2 separate regions of the Homo sapiens genome follow, and region 2 is linked to region 1. The links are chromatin loops, found by intact Hi-C in ENCODE. Cell type or tissue: breast epithelium. All regions are shown on one strand. Links, peaks and the distances in the headings refer to the core of each region. The heading gives the core; the rest is flanking DNA.

Region 1 (8,000 bases), core at 1-8,000:
TTCGCATTTATGTCCAGAGATGTCCCAAGATGCATAAGAAAACATACCTGAGGGGAATTTATTCCAGGGTGCCACATGTTTAGACAAATGGTTTGTAATGACTAAGACTTGTCTTTAAAAATCCCATTTAATTACAGCAAAAAGAAGCTCTTTATGATCTATGGCAAATGGACGGAATGTTTGTGGGGCATAGATCCTGTTTCGTATGAATCCTTCAAGAAGCAGGAGAGGAGAGGTGACCACCTGAGAAAGGCCAAGCTGGTAAGGGCTGGGGCGTCCCCGGGCAGAGCTGAGCCCTGGGTGCTGAGGGCTGCCAGGCCGCTGCTGCCTTTAGCTCACCTGTTGGGGTCCCAGGGAACCTTTGGGCCCCACCAGGAGAGATGAATGTGCAGAATTTGTCTGTCCAGATGAACCATATATTGTGGGTTCCAGTATCAGTGAGGGGGTTTATCTGTATTTCTTTCCATTTTTTTTTTTTTTCCCCTCCAGGCAGGGTCTCCCTCTGTTGCCCAGGCTGGAGTACAGTGGTGCAGTCATAACTCACTGCAACCTCCAGCTACCAGGCTCAAGCAATCCTCCCTCCTTAGCCTCCCAAGTGGCTAGGACTATAGGCATGTACCACCATGCCTGACTAATTTTTATTTTTTTTAGAGATGGGGTCTTGCTATGTTGCCCAGGCTGGTCTTGAACTCCTGGGCTTAAGCAGTCCTCCCACCTCGGCCTCCCAAAGTGCTGGGATTACTAATAGGCATGAACCACAACACCCAGCCGGCATATCTGTATTTTGGTTGCACGGAGGCTGCTGCTATAAACCGTGGGCACCAGTGCCCACGAGTCATACATAATTGCTGGCCCCCATGGCTGGAAGTATCTGAGGGAACCTCAGGCAAGGCCGTTTCTTTTCTGGAAGCTCCAAGTTCTGGGTCCTTCTTAATAAATCTTCTCGCTTTCTTTGAGTTAGCCTAGACATATTGTTAAAAATCAAGTGAATTTCAATTTTTTGTTTTTAGTTGTGAGTACCAGATAATATATTCAACAGCCAGAAAGTACTGGCAAGGCTTTTCCCCTTAAAGCTTTGGAATACTCATTATCTTAAGACTAGTTGTTCTTGAACTTAAAAATAAAAGGGATAGTTCAAAAGAGGTGTCCTATTTTCTACATAATGAATTGGAATGTACCAAACCTGAAATGTTCAATATTTATTTAACGGAAACATTCAGCCTCCTCCGGATCCCAAGTGTTTTTTATGTTGTTGTATTCATTTGTGCTGTTAGACACCTTTTCTAATCACCCTCTTTTATTTAAAAAGGAAAATTCTGCTTACACACTAGACAGACCTAGAAGGGTAAATCCATTTAGCGATGTCTTTTGATGCTTTCCTGCTCCTTGAGGTGACCTAGAAACGGGAGTTTTCTGTGAATCCTTGTCCTTGAGCTGCGGCTCTCCCTCGCCCCAGCCTCGGGCCATGGTGCCTACAGCCAGTGTGAATACAGCTAGTGCAGGAAGCCCTGGGCTTTGACTCGCTTGTTTTCAGTGGTCTCCCTGAAGAGCTGCTTCTGGAATCATTCCCTTTTCTAGGACCCATTTATTTTGAGAAGCAATGTGGCAGGTTTTGTCTTTTCATCAGGGTGTAGAGAGCCTGAAACCCCCACACAGGAGCCACTTCTTGATGGGGGCAAAGCTGCGCTATCTAGAAAGCTCTCAGTCCCAGAACCTGCCTTCTGGAGAGGCGCCATGTGTGTGAATGAACCTGCTGTTTGGAAGGCACCGCTGTGTCGTCGCACTCAGACTCCATGAAGCCACCGCTGTGTCGTCGCACTCAGACTCCATGAAGTGCTGTTTCGCGTGCACCGCTTCTCCCGAAGGGAAACACGCCTGGCCACTGACTTCCTTCATCTCCACGAAGGGAAACGCCTGGCCACTGACTTCCTTCGTCTCTGCGAAGGGAAACGCCTGGCCACTGACCTCCTGTCGTCACCCGAAGGGAAACACGCCTGGCCGCTGACCTTCTGTCATCTCCGTGAAGGGAAACACGCCTGGCCACTGACCTCTGTCGTCTCTGTGAAGGGAAACACGCCTGGCCACTGACCTCTGTCGTCTCCACTCTGGGTGTCCGTTAGAACAGACAGCACAGCCCTACGAAGGGAGTGTGAGCTGCTTTAGGGACTGGGGCCCAGCTCCTCTCCGTACAGTGATGGACAGACAGTGTCATAGACTGGAGAGGAAATTCTATTTTCTCCTTAGTTTAAGAAAAAAAAGGCCGGGTGTGGTGGCTTACGCCTGTAATCTCAGCACTTTTGGAGGCCGAGGTGGGTGGATTGCCTGAGGTCAGGATTTCAAGACCAGCCTGGCTAACATAGTGAAACCCCGTCTCTACTAAAAGTACAAACAATTAGCCGGGCATGGTTTTGGGCACCTGTATTTCCAGCTACTCGGGAGGCTGAGGCAGGAGAATCTCTTGAACTCAGGAGGCAGAGGTTGCAGTGACCCGAGATCGCACCATTGCACTCCAGCCTGGGCAACAGAGCGAGACTCCGTCTGAAAAAAAAAAAAAGGAGAAGGCTGCCTGGCTCTGCTCAGGTGACTGGTCTGAAAGGCGCTCTGAGAATAGCTGTCCTCCTGGCCAAGAGCGGCCTGGCCCCGGGCAGCCACACAGCAGGGTTCTGTGTTTCAGGATGAAGACTCCGGGAAGGCTGACAGCGACGTGGCTGACGACGTGCCTGTGGCCCAGGAGACCGTGCAGGTCATTCCTGGCAGCAAGCTGCTCTGGAGGATCAACACCCGGCCCCCCAACTCTGCCCAGGTCTGTGTCCCTCCATGGCCTGACGTCTCTGCCTGCTCATGTCACACCCACCTCTGGGCCCAGCCCCACGGCTCTTCCCTGTCCTTGGGCCCTTGCCTGCCGCCTCGCCTCAGCCTGTTGTCCCAGAGCAGACAGGGGCCTCCGCCATTGTCGGAGTGGCTTCTGTTGTCCCTGGAGCTGCGTCCCGGCCCTGTGCTTGTCTGCCTTGGGGCCTGCTGTTGGGGCTGGGCACCGCTGCTCCATAGGACATGCAGGTCGAGGTGTGGACGCATGCTCAGCTGCGTGTCAGAGCTGCCCGCCGGGCACACATGCTTGTGCTTCCCCTGGGAACATCAGACAGACGTGGCCATTGCCGGCCAAGTGCGTCTTATCAAAAGAGGCTTCCAAGCCTGTTTGGGGAGATTGCTTTCTCACTTGTCAATTTAGATGCTCAAATGCCTTGTGATATTTATTTTTGAAAATTGCACTTATAATTTTTATTAAATATATGATAAACTACATGTTTTATGACAAATAAAATATGTGATATATGGTTATATGATAAATATCACACGTAATATCTTAGTATTTTTTATAAATTCTTATTTGTATATAAAATTTATGCAACTTATGCAATTTTGTACGTCCCATAAACAGAGCAGAACATGCGTAAAATACAGAAAAGGAAGCAAAACCTTCACTTTAAGCACGTTATCTCAACAGTCACTGTTATCATTTGAGTAGAGTACGAACTGGTTTAACAATGCTATTTTCTTTTTTAATAGAGGCAGAGTCTCGCTCTGTCACCCAGGCTGCAGTGCAGTGGTGTGATCTTGGCTCACTGCAGGCTCCAATTTCTGGGCTCAAGTGATCCTCCTACCTCAGCCTCCCTAGTAGCGAGGACCACAGGCGTGTGCCACCATGCCAGACTAATTTTCTATTTTTTGTAGAGAGGAGGTCTTGCTATGTTGCCCAGGCTGGTCTCGAACTCCTGGCCTCAAGCATTATCTTCCTGCCTTGGCCTCCTGAGTTGCTGGGACCACAGGCATGAGACACTGTGGCCTGCCAATGATACTATTGGTATTTTAAATTTATTATTAGGAAAATTGCGTATGTTTTTTTTCAGGGAAGTCTCTTTAAAGATAACTCATGCTTCCAGCCTTTGGCTCAGCGTATGTGTTGAGTCCTCCTGCCTGCCAGGCCCTGTGGGCCTGGGCACTAGAACCAGGCAGACGAGGTCCCAGGAGGGAGGCGGGGCAGGTGGTTGACTCACACCTGAGAGCCAGGTGGTGCCTTGGGTGCCAGGGAGGGCATCTGAGTGCTGTGGCTTCAGTCATGGGGTAGGGGTGGGGGTGTCTAGGGATTGCGTTTGGGCGGAGGGGACAGTCAGGGCAGAGACCCCTGGAGTAGACTAGTGTGTGAGGGCCCAGGGGGCCATGGGGATGAGGGTGGAGGGGGTGCAGGGGTCTCCAGACGACTTCAGTATTTGCTGTGAGTGACATGGGGCACCAGGAGTCATTTGAGCAGGGGGTGACGGGTGCTGTTGATGTTTCCTGTGGCCTTTCTGGCTGCTTGCTGAGATGCTGTGAGGGCAGCAACAGAAGAGGGAGGACACGGGTGGTGGCTGGAGGGCCTGGCTGTGGTGGGAGGACCTGAGTGGAGCCAGGGCCCTGAGGGCTGCAGAGGCCGGAGGCTGTGGGTGCAGAGGCTGGGAGGCTGTGGGTGCAGAGGCTGGGAGGCTATGGGTGCAGAGGCTGGGAGGCTGTGGGTACAGAGGCCGGAGGCTGTGGGTGCAGAGGCTGGGAGGCTGTGGGTGCAGAGGCCGGAGGCTGTGGGTGCAGAGGCTGGGAGGCTGTGGGTGCAGAGGCCGGAGGCTGTGGGTGCAGAGGCTGGGAGGCTGTGGGTGCAGAGGCCGAAGGCTGTGGGTGCAGGGTGCTGCCGCAGGCCTGCTCGGGTGTGCTGTCCACAAGACGCCGAGCAGACAGCTGCGAGCCAGAAGTCAGGCAGAGCAAGGCTCTGGGAGTCCTGGGCACGGGGGGACTGTCATACCCTAAGCATTCCAGTTGTTAATGTGACAAATTAACTTGCTCCAGGGCTGAGGCTTTGGCAGGTGAAGGGGTAAAGAGGAGGAACCTGTGGGCAGGTGTGGCTGAGGGCAGGAAAGGAGCAGGTACAAGCTGAGGGTTTAGCAGTGGGAGACAGGTGGCGTGGCTGGAGTGTTTCCAGCAAGCTGGTGACAAATCTGTTGATGAGATTGTAAAGACAGAAAAAGAAATGTGTGTGAGTTTTGCTGGTATACCTCAAAATGCAAACGTTACAGCCGCAGTGCATGATACGTGCTTAGTGAAGACGGCAGAGGCATTGAATTTGCAGGTGGAAGACGTGAGCGGAAGTAGGTTCCCATGGTGGCAGTCAGGTAGCACCTGCGGGATTTCAGGGGCCCACTGGGGGTCTTGGAGCATAGTCCATGGTTCAGAGGCCCTGCTGAGGTCGTGTCTCTGTGCCTTGCTCCACAGATGTATAATTTCACCAGTTTCACTGTGAGCCTCAACGAGCTGGAGACAGGCATGGAGAAGACCCTGCCACCCACGGACTGCCGCCTGCGCCCTGACATCCGCGGCATGGAGAATGGCAACATGGGTGCGTCCACGCAGTCAGAGGAGGAAGCTTGGGGCCAAGGACGCCCTGGCTAGGGTGGGAGAGCACAAAGCACTCGCTGGCAGAAGCCAGGCTCTCGCCTACAAGGGGAGCCCCGTCCCTCTCCCTAAACAAACAGGCAGGCTGCAGGCCTTCTAACTAGGCTTCTCAGACCGTCTGTGGTGAAGGGCTTTAAAGATCTCTCGCCTGCCTCAGACCAAACCTTTTGTAAATAAATTAAAATTACATTACTAGAAAATGAAATGAAAAAATACATACAAAGTACAAATCCTAGGCCGAGCGCGGTGGCTCACGCCTATAACCCCAGCACTTTGGGAGGCTGAGGCAGGTGGATCACCCAAGGTCAGGAGTTCGAAACCATCCTGGCCAACAAGGCAAAACTCCATCTCTACTAAAAATACAAGAGATTAGGCGGTCATGGTGGCGCCCGACTGTAATCCCAGCTTCTAGGGAGGCTGAGGCATGAGAATCGCTTGTACCCAGGAGGTGGAGGTTGCAGTGAGCCGAGATTATACCACTGCACTCCAGCCAGGGCGACAGAGTGAGACCCTGCCTCACAAACAAACAACAACAACAAAAAACACAAACAAAAAACAAAGTACAAGTTCCTAATTTGTTATTATTAAATTAAACAAAAGTTAAGATTACATTTAGAAAACTGCACGTGTTCCACTGTGAGGATCCGTGTAGCCATCAGTGCAGTCACTGGCACGTGTGTGGCGTGTCCTGCAGCCTCACACTCTCCCGGTGGGCTCTGTGCTTGCAGCGTTCATCTGTAACATGGCAGATGAACAACTTTCTCACTCACTCATCTAGATGGAATCCGCAGTGAAACTCCTGGCTGAGGAGGCAAATCCAAAGTGTCCTGGGTTTTGAGTTAGTAATGTTTTATTTATTTATGTTTAGAGTCGGGATCTCACTCTGTAGCCCAGGCTGGACTATAGTGGTGTGATCTTGGCTCACTGCAGCCTCAACCTCCCAGGTTCAAGCCATCCTCCTGCCTCAGCCTCCCGAGTAGCTGGGACTACAAGTGCATGCCACTACACCTGGCTAATTTTTTGGGTTTTTTTTTTTTTTTTTTTTTTTGAGACGGAGTCTCACGCTGTTCCCCAGGCTGGAGGGCAGTGGTGCGATCTCGGTTCACTGCAAGCTCCGCCTTCTGGGTTCAGGCCATTCTCCTGCCTCAGCCTCCCCGAGTAGCTGGGACTACAGGTGCCCCTGCCACCACGCCCGGTTAATTTTTTGTATATTTTAGTAGAGACAGGGTTTCACCATGTTAGCCAGGACGGTCTCGATCTCCTGACCTTGTGATCCGCCCGCCTCAGCCTCCCAGAGTGCTGGGATTACAGGCATGAACCACTGTGCCTGGCCAGGTTTTTTTTTTTGTTTTTTTTGTTTTTTTTTTTTGAGACAGAGTTTCACACTTGTTGCCCAGGCTGGAGTGCAGTGGCGTGATCTCGGCTCACTGCAACCTCTGCTCACAGGTTCAAGAGATTCTCCTGCCTCAGCCTCCCGAGTAGCTGGGATTACAGGTGCCCGCCACCACACCCGGCCAATTTTTGTATTTTTAGTAGAGACAGGGTTTCACCATGTTGGCCAGCCTGGTCTCAAACTGCTGACCTCAGGTGATCCACCCGCCTTGGCCTCCTAAAGTGCTGGGATGACACTGTGCCTGGCCTAATTTTTGTATTTTTTATAGAGATGGGGTTTTGCCATGTTGCCCGGGCTGGTTGCCAACTCTTGGGTTCAAGCGATCCGCCTGCTTCAGCCCTCCTAAGTGCTGGGATGCAGGCATGAGCCACCGCGCCCAGCTTGAATTAGTGATGTTTTCAGAGAGAAACCCAGCTCACGAGTGTGACCTGGGAATGGATGTAACTTCTCATGCTTTGTATTCAGAATGTGTGCCCAGTCCTTCACAGAAGCCACATGGCAGTTACCCGGGAAGGTCAAGGCTAAAGGGAGCTCGTCTTTGGGAGATGGGCTCTGAGTTGCACAGGTGGGGCTGGCTCCCCGTCCTGAGCGCCTGCTCGCACACCAGGGCATTGGGTGGTGCCTGGGCCCTGCCTGTCCTTCAGACTCCTGCACCCGCAGACTTTGAGTAGTGCTGTCGTAGAACACGCAGCACATGCAGCCCCCATGCTCTACTCAGCTCCGCTTGGGAAGGGCCCTGTTGGCGTGCCGGCCGCTGTGGCCTCGGCAACTGTGATTGTGTTTGGTCTCCCGATCACAGAACCTGTTGTCTGTGGCATTCCAGCCACAGTGAGACATGCCAACTAGAGATCTAGGTGCATAGGGGGTGGCGGGGTGCGGTTCTAAGGTCTCTGTCTGACCTAAACTGTTTGCTTGGATCCTAGATCTGGCCAGCCAGGAGAAGGAGCGGCTGGAGGAGAAGCAGAGAGAAGCACGGAGGGAGCGGGCCAAGGAGGAGGCAGAGTGGCAGACGAGGTGAGTACTGTGGTAGCCACGCAGGCTGGGGCAGCGGGGAGGCCCCACACACACCTGGGGACGGCGGGGAGGCCCCACACACACCTGGGGACGGCGGGGAGGCCCCACACACACC
Region 2 (8,935 bases), core at 1-8,000, 180 kb after region 1:
TGTCGAAGGCCTGAGTGGGAGAGTGGGGGCCTCCCTGCAGCCCTGAGTACCAGCCAGCCCCCAAACTCAAGGCCCCCTCAACCCCCAGCCACAGCTGCAGGCAGTTGCCAAAGGCTCTGGGAACGCTGCCCCTGCTTCATCTGGGGCCAGGCCTCCTGTCTCCAGGCAGGACCCTGCCCTGAGCTCCATGACAAAGGGGCAGAAAGGAAAGGAGGGGGCCAGGCCAATGAGGCCGGGGAGGCTTGAGAGGTGCCTCAGCTTGCAGCTCCTGGCCTGACTGCGGAGGACAATGTCTCCCACCCTGGGCCAACAGCATCCAGCCACTCAGGGTCTCCAGTGGTCTCTCTAGGGGGATGCTGGGGGTGAGACTTCTGCTCACGCTGGAGGGCCCAGCCCAGGCCCCAGCAGAGCTGGGAGGGAGATGGTGCCTGGCCCCGGCTGGATGGTGGGCACCCTTCGTGCAGGAGCAATTGGGGTCACCCAGGGCCCCCAGATGGTGTCTCTCCCTGGGATGCCCCCTGCCACACCCTGATGGGTCTAGAAGCAGCTACTGTTACTGGACAGGATTTGAGTTTGGTCCAGCCTCCCTCTCTTCTATCCTCGTCAGGTGCCAGGTGCTGTGGCTGCTTTCTTGGTGGCCTCAGGCCACTGTCCAGCATGAGGCATGGTCTCCTTCCCACCTCTCGGACACCCACCCATCCGTCTGTCTTCCTGAAGTGGAAAGAAATCTCCCCCAGGGCTGCCAGACGGATTGACCCAGGATGCCTAGGTAAATGTGAATTTCTGCCTAGGTAAATGTGAATTTCTGATACATGATGAATCCTTTGTCTCCTGCAGTATTTGGGACATGAATGCTAAAATATTTGTGTTTATCTGAAATCACATGGAACCGTGTGTGGCCTGGAGTTTATTTGCTGACTCCCTCCTTGTGCCCCAGCAGTCCCCGCCTTCAGACTGAGGGGCATCCATGGCCCAAGGCCCATCCTCTTCCCTGAACCAGAGGGACCCTCGGGTCTGGGACCGGCCATCACCCCTTAGCACACACAGATAGGGGTGCACACACATGAGCACACTCCACACGTCCCCGCACAGCTGCCAGCACGCCCCGACGGAGCCACGTCTGAGACACGGGTTGTGGAAAGAAACAAGGTGGGGCGCGCAGGACGTGCGTGGGTTGGGACAGCCCCCAGCAGCGGGCACACCCCTCACCCCGCACCCCTGCGAGTGCCAGGGAAACACCTGGAACCCACCTTGAATGTTTTCACAGTGAGCATGTTTCATGTCTATCAAATTAAGACAATGGGAAAAACATGGACCTCACAACACTTTTCAAAGTGCGTCTTCACCTACCCTTTCCTAAATCTTCACCAGATCGCTATTGTACGAGTGGGAGGCTGAGGCTCAGAGGAGCTGCGGGACCAGAGGAAACTGGGGAGGCCCGGGGTGGACAGAACCGCCCCCCTCGGCCAGGTACTTAGGGGACACGCTCCCAGCAGCTTGCCCGCGCTGGGGCTCCCTGTGCCACCATACCGCGACGATGCCTTCATTTGTCCCCTCCTCACTGCCCAACAAGCAGCCCAGCCTGGCCACACTCAGCACCCTGCCCCCCAGGCCTCTCTCCCGGCTGCATTTCGTTTTTCTTTTTTGTCGGTTCTTTTCAAAAGAAGTCAAACTTCAAAGCCTCCTTGCGCGCAGCAGAGCCGCTCTAAGCACCAGGCTCTGTGTGCATCTGAGACATCCAAATAAATCAGGCTCTGGGCAGGGCAGGGCCCGGGCCGGTGCTGGCGGAAATTCAAGGAAGGCGGGAGAGGGAAGGAGGTTCGAGCCTGGCTTGGAGGGATGAAGCGCACACGCCGGGAAACACTTTGGAGTAAAGGTGCAGGTCACAGTGACCCGCAGTGCAGCAGCCTCCTCTGAGATGGAAGACTGGGCCGTGGACAACCAGAGGCTGCTGTGCCGCAGAGTCTGAGCCTTGGGGACGGGTGAGTGGCTGGAATGTCTCCAAATTCAAACAGGTCCCCTCCTGGAGGGGGGATGTAGTAAGCACTTGATACAGTGCCCATGCCCCTTGCTGGCCGAGGACAAACTGACTTGGGGACGTGGGTCTGTGAAGGGCTCGAAGGAAGGAAACCCTGGGGTTGGGTGGGTGTTAGGTGCCTGACTCCAGGTAAGGACCAGTCTTGCTCAGCGGGAAGGGACGCTTGGCTCCATGCAACACTGGGCTACTTCCTGGAGCTGGTGCCAGAGGTGGCTCAGGGCTAGGAGGTCTGCTGTCCGCACTGCCCTTGGCTGCCGGGCCCCAGGCTTCAGCCGAGGCTTCAGTGTTCTTGGGGGTGGGCTGCTTGGGGCCCAAGAGCTCCCAACCGTGTCCGAGCACAGAGCCAGACCATGGGGAGAGGGCACGGTGGTCCCTACCCTCCGAGGCCTCTGGTCTTGGCAAGATGGACAGTAAACAGGGTCCTCCCCCAGGAGGCACCCCAAAGCCCACCCTGTCTACCCCAGACCAGGGAATGGAGGCCTCATCACGCCAAGGGCCCCCATTAGCCCGTCCTCAGAGCCAAGGCCCAAGCACACAACACCAGCTAATTTAACTTTTACAGCAAGGTGTGGACGGTTCCAAGTTCCTCTCCCCACTTCTCAGATGAGGAGACAAAGGCTCAAAGAGCTGGGGAACTGTCTACGAGATGCCCCAGCCCAGGAGTCTGGGATCCAACTGGACACAGGTATTGCCCGGCTGGAAGACCCAGGGCAGGGCAGGGCAGCAGGAGGGGCTCCCTCCTAGCAGCTCCTCCTGACACCAGAGTGTCCCGGTGCTCAGTTCAAGGCCTGGCAGTGGGGAGAGTGGATACAGCCAGAGGAGGGGCAGCCCTTTGCATGGGTGAGGGTGAAGGGAGGTCTGGGCTGCAGTCTCACGGGAGCTGGGCTGAGCTCCCTACCACTTCTCTTTTTTAAAAAAAAATTTAATTTAACTTAAAATGTAATTAAATTAAAGAGAAGTTAATTTCAATTACAATTTTTTTTTTTTTTTTTGTGATGAGGTCTTGCTCTGTTGCCCAGGCTGGAGTGCAGTGGTGCCATCTCGGCTCATTGCAGCCTCAGCCTCTCAGCTCAAAAGATCCTCCTGCCTCAGCCTCTCAAGTAGCTGGGACCATGGGTGTGTGCCATCGTGACTGGCTAACTTTTAAATTTTTTGTAGAGACCTGGTCTCCCTATGTTGCCCAAGCTGGTTTCGAACTCCTGGGCTCAAGTGATCCTCCTGCCTTAGCCTCCCAAAGTGCTGGGATTACAGGCATGAGCCATTGCACAGGACCAATTTATTTATTTTTAGAGACAGAGTCTCCCTCTGTTGCCCAGGCTGGAGTGCCTTGGTGTGATCATAGCTTACTATACCCTTGAACTCTTGGGCTCAAGTGATCATCCTGCCTCAGCCTCCTGAGTAGCTGGGACCACAGGTGTGTGCTACCATGTCTGACTAATTTCTTTTTTTTTTTTTTTTTTAAATTTTTAGTGGAGATGGGTTCTTGCTATGTTGCCCAGGCTGGTCTCGAACTCCTGAGCTTAAGCAATCCTCCTGCTTCAGCCTTCCAAAATTCTGGGACTATAGGTATGAGCCACCGTGCCTGGCCCCTAACCCCTTCTTAACCTCAGTGGTTAACCCCTCAGTGAGGGCCACGTGGACGCCAGGCTGGAACAGCACACCTGGGAGCACAGGCAGAGTCACAGCGGCACACAAGCCAAGAGGGGGATGGACTCCTAGGAGCCTTCCCTCCGAGAGGCAGGCATGGGAGGAGGCTGGGCCTGCAGAGCCCCAGGCCCTAGGCCAGCTCCAAGGAAGAGAAGTGACGGCCGCCCCCGGCCTGTGGTCCTGCTTCCCACCACCTGCTCCACTGGGACCTCCCACGCTCAGGTCCTGGTCCCCCACAGCCCAGGGCCCCAGGATTTCCCCTCAGCCTGTAACTGAGGGATGTTCAGAGCTGCACCGGCATAGCACGCGAATCCAGGCATCTAGAACAGCCACCCGGCAAGGACAGCGGCAGGAGGGCTGGCCTCCACCCAGGGTGACGGCGGGAGCTGGCTGATCGACCCCGCACGGAGTCCACACCACCAGCGGAGGAGGACTTGGTGCCCAGGAACATACCCTTGCTCAGCCTTCTGACCCAGGTGCCACTGTGGCCTCCCCAATTTTAGATAACTTGCAAACGACATCAACACCCCAAATCCTTATTTGTACAATTACTCGAAAGTAAAGGTTTGCCTGGGGAAACGTATAGAACAAAGCAACTTTCAGCCTCTTCCAGCCTCTGGGGACTGTGCCCTGCCTGGGGCAAAAGTCCAGGCTCCGGAGTCCCCCACTCCCTGCTCAGCCACAAGCCAGGAAGAACCAAAAGTGAAAACAAGTTTAGCCCATGAGGCAGAGGACAGGCATAAACCTGGTGTCCCTGCGGTCCCTGAAATATGGGTAGAAAGTGCTCCCCGAGGGGACTACAGACCCAAAGACTCTCCAGTTTCAGATTTCAAGGCCCTTCAATCAAGTATCCAGCAGCCACCTTCCCTCAAGCCTCATCCCAGGTAGGGTCACCTTGAGGCCTCCGAGACAGGGCCAGGCCACAGCCAGCCACCACCGACTCGTAGGGCTGAGCTCCTGGCTCCTGGCAGCAGGCCTTCTTGGACCCAGCACTCAGCTGAGCCTGGCTGACACCGTTGCTCCAGAGCCTGGGCTCCTGGCCCCCAGAGCGCTCCAGGGCTGGGCGCTATGAGCTGGTGGCCCCTGGCATCCCCACTGGGATCCCCTGCCCTGCCCTGAGCGCTCTCAAAGAAGACCTGAGCCGGCCTGACCTGACCCACCGGGGCGGGCACCCAGGCTGTTTTTGGGACACTCCCTACCCCCTACCCCAGGGGCTCTGGTGTCACCTGGGTGGATTGCAAGAGGTCCCCTCGGGGGAGCACTGCGCCCAGGCGCCCCTCTGCCCAGCCCGAACTCACCAGGCGCTTCTGAGGCCGAACGAGCGGCCGGTTGACGCCATTCATCTTGTGGTAGAGGCCGCAGGCATTGCACAGGTAGTGGCCGGTGCCGTCTCGGCGCCACAGCGGTGTGGACAGGGCCCCGCAGTTGACACACTCACGACCCTCACCCGGGAACTCCTCCAAGAAGTCGGACACTGAGGGGACAGGCAGCTGGTGGGCCCGGGCCCTCCCCTCCCCAGGATCCTCCCCAGCTCATGGGCCGGCACCCTCCCCTCCCCAGGAGCCTGGCGGCTTTCGTCAGACGAATAAACTTAAGGCACAAATCTTGTGCCTTAGATGTATTTTATTTTAAAATTTATTTGCTTACTTCATCTTATTTTTAAATTTTTAATTCACATACGATAAAATTCGCTAGGGTTGGTTTTTCGAGGATGGGGTGTTAATAAACAGAACCTGAAGACAGACACCTGGGACTCCCGGCTCCGGGACCGGGGGCCAGCACTGGCCTCTGCCTGTTTGACCTGCTGGGAAAGCAGGGTGTCTACACTGGCGGGGGAGGTGGATGAAGTGGTGTCTACACTGGCAGGGGAGGGATGAAGGGGCTTTATCTGGCAGACACTCTTGGGCGCCCCTGGGCTCTCCTGGGAACGCTAACCCCGCTGTCCTCCTGTTCTGCAAAGCGGGTCCATGACAGGGGTGGGGGGTTGGGAGGGTGGAGGAGGTGCCTTCTGTCAGCTTGGCTGTGGTCGCAACCAGTGTCCTTCCTTTAGAAGGCCAGCCCCGCCTCACAGCCCCCTGGGGCCGGGCTTCGCACACTGTGCGGCTGGGGGTGGAGGTCTTCCTGGTCCCCTCCAGGCCCGGCCCGGCGCCGGCGCGAGGGAGGCCCGGGCGCCGAGTGGGGGTGGGGCAGGGATCAATCATCGCCCCGCCGGGGGTGGGCGCCAGCAGCCGGGCTGTCCAGGGAGGCGGGGGCCAGGGGTCCTGCGGATGCCGCTGCGCCCGCTTCCTGCGCCAAAGGGCCGGCGGGGTCCCAAAGGCAGCTCCGGAGCTGGGTGTCGAGGCCTCCAAGGTCCCGGAGGGACGGGATGGGCCCCTGCGGAGCTCAGAGGAGCCGCCTTCGCCAGAAAGTGACTACGCTGCAACCGGGAAGAGCCGCTCCCCTCACAGGCCGAGAATCCGATTCTCCAAACTGATACTCGGGAAGCGACTGAAACCAGGTCTCAAATTAAAATCAGTAAACGTCCTAGAACCGAGACGAATGTGGCCACTTAAATAAACCGATGTTTTGGGCTTTATAAAAATCGTTTCCAAAACTTTTCAAAAACAAAAACAAAAACGATTAAGACTTTTGAGGCTCCACATTGGCACAATCCGGAATGCTGTTTGGAAATAGATGTTCCTTCTCATTAACAGGTTAAAACAGAATTCTGGATGGGTGTTTCCCGTGCGGGGTGTTACCCAGGTTTACTCGTCTCGCCCCGGGGCTGCTGGTGTCGCTCCTGGCAGGGAGGCTCGGACCGTGGGGGAGGATGAGGGGAGCGTTTCGCAGGGTGCGGGTTTGCACCCGGATTCGGCCGCTCCTGGGCCCCGAGACTGTGGAGCCCCCGCACTCACCGAAGGTGGGCCTGCGGCCTGGGAGGCCGTGCAGGACGCTGCCATCGAAGGGCCCGGCAGTCCAGGACTGGGCCACGTCGGGGCTCACGTAGGCCGGGTAGGTGGCGGAGTACGAGGTCCCCACCGGCCGCCCAAGCGGGGCCGCGAACTGTTCTCGAGGCAACAGCGCGCCCTGGTAGGCACTGCCGTCTCGGCCCCCCGCGCTGCCGCCGCTGCCGGGCCCCGAGGGGCTGTGCGCGAAAGGGAAGGCGGTGGCCCCGGGCGGGTGCGCGGCTGGGGGGTGCGGACTGCCCGGGCCGAAGGCCGACGAATCCGCGGTGGCTGTCTGCGCCCAGCCGGGGCGCGCAGCGAGCTCGGGGGGCTGCGGGCTCGGCTCACACCCGGACAGGTAGGACAGCATCGAGGGGACGCGCGCCGGCGGCACAAACATCGGAGAGCCGGCGCCCGGAGCGTGCAGGAAGGAGCCCGAGTCGGCGTAGGCGGCCTGGCGGGGGCTCGCGGCCAGCGCCAGGCTCTGGTACATCCTCCCAGGCGTGGTCTTGACCTGCAGGGAAGAGGGACAGGTGTGGAGGTCACGGGAGCTCTGCGCCCTCCGCCAGCGCCCGAGCTTATGCCGGGCAGGTGCCGCCGCTTCGGGCAGCGCTTCCCAGTCCCCAGCCCGGGACGTTCGCGGGGCGGGTCCCCGAACCCGAGGGAGAGGAACCGCGGGGATGGGAGAGGCCAGCGCGTCATCCCCGGGGCAGTCACAACGCCGAGCCCACCTCCTCCCCGACCGGGCTTCGGAGGTCCCCGGGGTGAGCTCGGTGGGGGCCTGGGAAGGACGGGCCTGGCGCGGCCGCAGGACGCAGGGCCTGGAGAGCGGGGCCCCGCCGCGCTGGGAGGGGCCGGGTGGGGAGGGGCGCGCGGCTGCAGCCCGGGCTGGAGCACTCACCAGCGGGCAGGGAGGGCGGCAGGGCACGGCGGTGGCGGTGGGTCGGCGACCGGCGGGCCGAAGACTGGAAGCCCGGGCCGCTGAGGCTCCGCAGCCCCCTCCGCGCCGCCCCGGCCCGCCCCCGCCGCGCCGCCCCTTCCCTCCCCGCGCCCGCCCCTTCTTCCCCGCAGGGTCAGCGCTGGGGCTCCGGCCGTAGAGCCACGTGACCCTGGCAGGCCCTGCTCGCGGGGCTTGGCGACAAGGACGCACGACACGGGGCGGCCAGCGCGGAGCCCGGACCAGTGCAGCTAGACGGGCGGGCCGAGGGCTTCGTGGGCCCCGGGGAGTCGGGCGCAGAGACTTCTCCAAGTTTGTGCGAGTCCCGAGCCCTCTGCCTCCCTGCCCCGGCCCCCGCCGAAGGCTGGCCTAAAGACGGGCTCCGTGTCTGGTGGCTGAGTCGGTGATCCCGGCCCCGCTCACCGATGGACACGCGGCGGTGGAACCCCGTGGGCCCCCTCGTTGCGTGGCCGCACCCGGGGCTCGGTGCAGGGAACCGGCTTCCATAGGGACGGCCGGCTCGGGTCGCTGGACTGGGACGGGGTGCACTGGCGGGAGCCCCGCGATTTCCTCGGTTTCTGAGCAAGCGGGGCCACAAGGCTCGGGGTCCCAGTGGGAGGTGGGCAGGGTCCAGCCTCTAAGGCCCGATCTGGGTGCCAGGCTCGAAGGCCCCAACCCCGGTGGGGCTCTCAGCCGGCTCTCGGGGACTCGGGAAGAGTTTCCTCCAGGCGCCAGAAATGCGTGTGGGTAGGAGGCGACCCAGGTCAGGGAACCGTGTCCCGCTCGCACTCCCGGTGAGGGCTGCATGGAGGCGCCGCTGCCGCGGAGCAGCTCCGCAGGTTGCGGGAAACGGAACGGCGGGCTCGGAGCACACCGGGTGGACCCAGGCTTGGCGGCCATGAAAGTTCTTTTTTTCTTTTTTTCTTTCTTTCTTTCTTTCTTTCTTTCTTTCTTTCTTTCTTTCTTTCTTTCTTTCTTTCTTTTCTTTCTTTCTTTCTTTTTTCTTTCTCGGAGCACACCGGGTGGACCCAGGCTTGGCGGCCATGAAAGTTCTTTTTTCTTTCTTCCTTCCTTTCTTTCTTTCTTTCTTTCTTTCCTTCCTTCCTTCCTTCCTTCCTTCCTTCCTTCCTTCCTTCTTTCTTTCTTTCTTTCTTTCTTTCTTTCTTTCTTTCTTTTCTTTCTTTCTTTCTTTCTTTCTTTCTCGGAGCACACCGGGTGGACCCAGGCGTGGTGGCCATGAAAGTTCTTTTTTCTTTCTTCCTTCCTTCCTTCCTTCCTTCCTTCCTTCCTTTCTTTCTTTCTTTCTTTCTTTCTTTCTTTCTTTCTTTCTTTCTTTCTTTCCTCCCTCCCTCCCTCCCTCCCTCCCTCCCTCCCTTCCTTCCTTTTGCG

Evidence for each region. Peaks named below come from ENCODE experiments on the same cell type or tissue, not always from the same donor. Only the 100,000 strongest peaks of a DNase experiment are listed, where the experiment ranks them.
Region 2: a loop joins it to region 1, with 7 times the contacts of the local background. A loop is called at or near these places in 2 of 110 quality-filtered maps.

What each region holds. Positions count from the first base shown.
Region 1 is chr20:62,283,909-62,291,908 of GRCh38, forward strand. It overlaps OSBPL2 (oxysterol binding protein like 2), which reads left to right. Exons shown (of 14, transcript NM_144498.4): 10 at 138-261; 11 at 2,675-2,803; 12 at 5,299-5,422; 13 at 7,795-7,885. Among named protein-coding and RNA genes, the nearest start is that of ADRM1, 15 kb to the right of the region's middle. In breast epithelium, for the core only: no CTCF peak of the experiment used is centred there; a DNase peak (open chromatin) is centred at 4,034; H3K27ac peaks cover 1,286 bases.
Region 2 is chr20:62,468,420-62,477,354 of GRCh38, forward strand. It overlaps GATA5 (GATA binding protein 5), which reads right to left and starts at 7,576. Exons shown (of 7, transcript NM_080473.5): 1 at 7,511-7,576; 2 at 6,580-7,123; 3 at 4,984-5,159. The coding sequence starts at 7,102. RefSeq lists an enhancer at 5,184-5,844. In breast epithelium, for the core only: no CTCF peak of the experiment used is centred there; no DNase peak of the experiment used is centred there; H3K4me3 peaks cover 1,517 bases; H3K27me3 peaks cover 7,338 bases.